Linked DNA regions of Homo sapiens: region 1 is linked to region 2. Evidence: read pairs that join two places in POLR2A ChIA-PET (ENCODE). Cell type or tissue: PC-9. All regions are shown on one strand. Each heading gives the region's core, and the rest is flanking DNA. Links, peaks and the distances in the headings are about the cores only. Region 1 has its middle 37 kb from the start of TRD-GTC2-8. Region 2 has its middle 31 kb from the start of LINC02452.

What was found. Peaks named below come from ENCODE experiments on the same cell type or tissue, not always from the same donor. Only the 100,000 strongest peaks of a DNase experiment are listed, where the experiment ranks them.
Region 1: POLR2A ChIA-PET joins it to region 2 with 5 read pairs; 5 of 35 experiments call an interaction of 5 or more read pairs at or near these places.

Annotation. Positions count from the first base shown.
Region 1 is chr12:96,072,027-96,074,940 of GRCh38, forward strand. No RefSeq gene overlaps it. Among named protein-coding and RNA genes, the nearest start is that of TRD-GTC2-8, 37 kb to the left of the region's middle. In PC-9, for the core only: no CTCF peak of the experiment used is centred there; DNase peaks (open chromatin) are centred at 1,535, 2,085 and 2,555; H3K4me3 peaks cover 1,957 bases; H3K27ac peaks cover 2,500 bases.
Region 2 is chr12:96,139,773-96,142,686 of GRCh38, forward strand. No RefSeq gene overlaps it. Among named protein-coding and RNA genes, the nearest start is that of LINC02452, 31 kb to the right of the region's middle. In PC-9, for the core only: no CTCF peak of the experiment used is centred there; no DNase peak of the experiment used is centred there.

The DNA of each region.
Region 1 (2,914 bases), core at 256-2,755, 68 kb before region 2:
CTGGTTCAAGAGATTCTCCTGCCTCAGCCTCCCGAGTAGCTGGGATTACAGGCACACACTACCACGTCCTGCTAATTTTTGTATTTTTAGTAGAGTCGGGTTTTACCATGTTGGCCAGGCTGGTCTTGATCTCCTGACCTCGTGATCCTCCCACCTCAGCCTCCTAAAGTTCTGGGATTACGGGAATGAGCCACTGCATCCGGCCAAAACTTTTTTTTTTTTTACCTTGTGGATTTGTTCATATGAAAGAAATCTTTTAAGGATATAAAATCAAATTGCACTGAGTTACATTTAACAAAGTATCTTTATCAGAAAAGAGTATATAGAATGACACTGGCAGGATTCTTCATCCCCGCAACCCAGGATGAATGATGACTTTCCAGGCTAGGCCAAGGAGATTCTCCCAGCGCTATTCTTAGAAACATCAACAAGGCCCTTGTGCACTTGTTTTAGGGTTTTTCATCTTCAGACATTCCTGCCTGATGCCTAAAGAAGACATATTATTCAGGGCATCCCATTTGAATACTGTATCTGCTCTGATGCTTGAGCAAAGTGTCTGTAAAGCTAGACAGAGGGGACAACTGCTTCCATCCATGGGGCAAGGGAGCAATGATGAGATGATGGAGGTTAAAGATATTTGTGAGGCAGACACAGCATCTGTGCAGAGGGGTAGAGGTATTTGTTTTTCCACTTTTCTGCTCTTGTTACCCTAACTTCCTTGTGTTCTGTGATTATTGCACATGAGCTGGAGTAGCAGGGGAGGTTCAGTTCCTTTTGGTGGTTGAGGTGGCAGGTAAGGAGGCATGGACACAGGACGAACCCCACTTTTGGGCAACCGCCACCCTGAGGCAAGGGTGGGAAAAGCTCACTTTCCCATAAATAATCACTGGGCTGTTGTCCTTCAGTATAAGTGAATATAAGCAAAGCCCCAAGAACAGTGCCTGGCACATAAAATGCAGTAGCTCAGGGTGGGCTATAACCACTTGCATCTTCTACAGCAGTGCCTTGTGCCAGCATGCCCTCAATAAACATTTGTTCAGTGAAGGACTGTACAGCTCTGTGCCACCTGGCAGCTCCAACTGTCCCAGTGGATCTTCCTCTTCCTTTGTTCTTTTCCTTGCAAACTTTGCAATAAAGGGGGCATTGGCCCAACAGTTAACTCCCAAATCTTGAACAAAGAGGATTACCCCTGCAACTCTGTTCCAAACTGGGAAGCTTCTGGCTTTGTGGTGAGCTAGGGACTGCTGAAAACAACTAGAGATTAAAAGAAGCTGGAACCAGCTGGAGAATAAAGAAAACTGCTGCAAGCAAGTCACTGCAGGAAGTACCAGTGGTCTCCAAAAATGCAGTTGCACCAGATTTTACATACAATAAGGAGGATTGGTCTCTCTAGACAGGAGAGAGTCAAGTGTTCCTCTGAGAAGGAACCAACTCCTGTAAATCAGGAAATCTCAGGCTCTCACTGGCCAAGGGGCAATGGGACACCTCCCCAAGGTGATTCATCGGCTCCCTCTGAACCCAGAAGCTCAAGCCCATTGTGCTCCTTTTTGTAGACTCTTCTCTTACCCTAGTCCCCAAGAATGTGCTCTGTGAGCAGGTTACACCCTTCACAAGACCCTTTCATGCCCTGTGACTCCCTTCCCCATTGTTTGCATAGTCTGGCAGCTTCTGCCACTTTCCCTGGTAAGCCCTGCCTTAAAGTGAACCCTCTTCTGTCAATCACCAGGGACTCATTTCATGCACACACCTGTCTTTCTGGAGCCGTTTAATCTATAGCCTTCAATCCTATAAACCAGTGAGAGATCTGCAATTAGGTTTGGAAACCAGTCTTGTCCACTGACTCAACTCAAGAATTGCTCTTTCCATTTCTCTCATTCCCCTCACTTCAGCCTCACAAGGGGCAGTTTGAGGGAGCCTCTCTATTTCTAAAGAGACAAATTTGAAATTAAATTTGCTTAATTAAAAATGTGAAAATTTAAAATTAAATTTAAATTGCTGACAGCCAACTGCTTCATGGGTACAGGGTTTTCTCTAGGGGCGAAGAAAATGCTTTGTAACCACATAGAGGTGGAAGTTGCACAATACTGTGAATGTACCAAATGCCACTGAATTGTACACTTTAAAATGGTTAATTTGGCCAGGCACGGTGGCTCACGCCTGTAATCCTAGCACTTTGGGAAGCCAAGGCGGGCAGATTGCTTGAGGTCAGGAGTTCAAGACCAGACTGGCCAACATGGTGAAACCCCATGTCTACTAAAAATACAAAAATTAGCCTGGCATGGTGGCACGTGCCTGTAATCCCAGCTACTCGGGAGGCTGAGGCAGGAGAATCACTGGAAACCAGGAGGCAGTGAGCTGAGATTGCACCACTGCACTCCAGCCTGGGCAACAGAGTGAGTGAGACTCTGTCTCAGAAAAAAAAAAAATAAGGTTAATTTTATGTTATGTGAATTTCACCTCAATTAAAAAAATTAAATCACTTTCCCCACCAAATATTTGCCCAGATGCTCAGCAAACAGGTTCAGGGAAATGCTCTGAATGGTGGAATGAGGAAATACCAAGGAGGAGCTGATGGGGTTTGGTCTCCTCACAGCCCCATTGCAGAGGCTGAGAGGGCAACAAGGAAGGGAGAGGAAGAACAGCCCGAGCCACCCACCTAGCAACAGATTCTGAACAGGAGAGAAAGTGTGTGGACTGGGGTGGGCTTCATCAGCTTGCCATTGAGAATAGAACTATCTGACATTTACCTATTACAGAACAACAACATTACTTTTTTTGCGGAGTCCCTTTGGTTGGGTTGATGACAACTGGCCATTCAGTTTCCCTGCATTAAGACGTTCATCCCATAAGCAAACAATGCTTTGAGTCTGGCAGCCAGCCCCTAGAAGAGTTCAAAGACTAGTGAATAAGACGT
Region 2 (2,914 bases), core at 130-2,629:
TAGTGCACATTTTGATGGGATTGTTTTTTTCTTGCTGATTTGTTTGTGTTCTTTGTAGATTCTGGATATTAGTCCTTTGTCAGATGTATAGATTGTGAAGATTTTCCCCCATGGGTTGTCTGTTTACTCAGCTGATTATTTCTTTTGTTGTGCAGAAGCTTTTTAGTTTAATTAAGTCCAAAAACCCAGATCTTTATATTCTTCCACCTCAGCCATCCTCTGCATGTTGGCTTTTGTTCCCATGTTTATTACTTCACATTTGCCACAGCTCCAAATATCATATCCTCACATGCAGGCAACCCCATCAAGAATGAAGGAAGAGGAAGGGGTAGTTACAAAAACCCCTTCTCTCCATATGATTCTCTCATCGGGGAGGAAAGTCCTTCCAGAAGCCCTCAGCAGACTGTCCATGATTTCTCATATCCCAGAGCTGGGTTACATCTTACCTCTAATCTAACCATGGGCAAAGGAGTAAGAGGCTTCCCTTATGATTCATCCCTGGGGCTTAGTGAGTGGCAGCCCCAAGAGGCCCTTGGGTAGACAGTGAAGAGCATCAGCCACAATGAAGTCATCCAAATGTGGGTTTACAGAAAACAAGGAATTTGGGTTAAGTGAAAACATACCTTTTTCAAATGTAAAGTAGTCGTATGTTTTATTCATGAGCTAGAAAATAAGAAACAAATGTATTAAAAGATGTAGTGGGATATGCTAGGCAGGGAGTGCTTGGATCACGTCAGCAGGCCCTGAGCATGCCTGTCTTCTTTGAGCAGCTACTGGGGAGGCTGAGGTGGGAGGATGTGAGTTCAAGCCCAGCCTGGGCAAAATAGGGAGACCTTTTAAGTAGGTGAGTCCCATTTAGGTGGAACTCATGGAGACAAGAAAACTGAGTCCATGGACACATTTTACAGAGATTTATCTAGGGAGCAGAATTGCTATATCCAACGGACAGGTATCTAAGAAAAGTGACCACTATGCTGGAAGGCAGTGGACATCTGCCTGGTAGCCATTTCTTTGATCTACCGCCTACCTTCCATGTGAGGCTGTGCTCTGCAGCCCCTCCCAAGACTCCAACCTCATGGCCTCTAGAGTGGGCACATGATGCTCATCTGGGCCAACTAATTCTCTATTCTAGGCATGTAAACCTGGAGCAGAAACACAGAGGGACAAGTGCAGTTAGTTAAGTCATGGCATGGCAACGCCTAAAAAGATGGTCCAGGAGTTCCTGCCACTGCTCTTGCTTATCTCCAATCATTTCCAGGGCTTAACATTTCAGCTCTTCCTTTCTACTCATTTAGTCATCCCACAAATAATTCTGAGCGTACCATGTGTGCTGGGCACTGTCCTAAGTCTGGTGATAAAGCAATGAGCAAGAATGACAATGTCCCTGCCTGCATGGAGTATGTAGTCTAAGGAGGAAGACTGATAACAAACAAGTGAACAAGGCAGTTTCAGACTACACAAGAGCTGTGAAAGAAATCAGCAAGGTAGGTGATGGAGCCCAGCTGGGGAGGCCACACCAGACAGGGTGGTTAGGGAAATCCTCCATGAGCTGCCCATAATCTTCACAAGAATCCTCCTTCTTGCTTTAAGCAGCCAGTTATTTTCTGTTGCTTGCCATCGAGCCCTCCTAACAGACACATAGAACAAAAGGAATTCATCAGGCCTGATCACAACCTGGAAACAATAGCCTCTGGATCATGAGGCCTTCGTGTTCTGAATCTGTATGTCCATACAATATCTTGATAACTCATTTGACTTACCCAGAGGAAAAAAGATCTAGAGAGTATATGAACAGGCATATACCATTAATCTAGGGAAAAGGTGTTCTGGAAAGCATATGAAAGTTTTCCTGCTACTGCATACTAATGAAAGAGCTTTCTGGAACAAATCTGACTTGTCCGAGTCTAGGCAGTATGAGTCAGTTCTCCCAGGGTCTGAGGTCATCCCTGGATGAGATAACAGCTCCGGACAGACAGAACTGGGAGGTCAGTTAGTACCGGGGAAATGCACCAAGGTTCCACAGCCCATGGAGTCTGGCTTGGTGAGTTTGCACATCTTATGCATCCTCCTTTAATGCTGGAGGGTAATCCTGAAGTCATCTAAGCCTCATGGTATTAATGAGGAAAGCTAGGCCTGAAGAAGTGAGGTGACCCACAGGACTGACCACAGCTCACACAGTTAGTATTTGGGATCCTTTGTAGGACCCAGATTGACAACTCAGGGTAGCCATGCCTCTGCATTTACCCGGTCAAGAACCAGTGTGTTTTCATTTTGGGGCCCTGGCAATAAACTCCAGCTACTACAAGCATGGGACAAAACATTAAGACAAACCAAACCATTTTTTTTATTCAATGCATGGTGGCCAAGGATCTAGCATATGATGGGAGATGGGGCTCGAAAAGTAAATTTGAACCAGGTGGTGAAAGGCCTTGAATGTCTTGTTGTAGGACGTGGACTTGCCCTTAGGAGCTAGGAACCTTGAAGATTTTTAAGCAAGGGAAATGATGCGATCATATCTGTGTTTTAGAGAACCAAATCTGATGGGAAAGGGGAGGAGCAGAAGGTGCCAAAGCAGGATTAGAATGTATATAAACAGTTCAGGTGAGGATGATGAAGGCTTGAACTAGGGCAATGGAAGGAGAGAGGAAGGAAAACATTTAAAAAACACTGCAGGCCGGTCACAGTGGCTCACGCCTGTAATCCCAGCACTTTGGGAGGCTGAGGTAGGCAGATTACAGGTTCAGGAGTTCGAGACCAGCCTGACCAACATGGTGAAACCCCATCCCTACTAAAAATAAAAAAAATTAGCCGTGTGTGGTGGTGTGCACCTGTAATCCCAGCTACTCAGGAGGCTGAGGCAGGAGAATTGCTTAAAGCCTGGAGGCAGAGGTTGCAGTGAGCTGAGATCACGCCA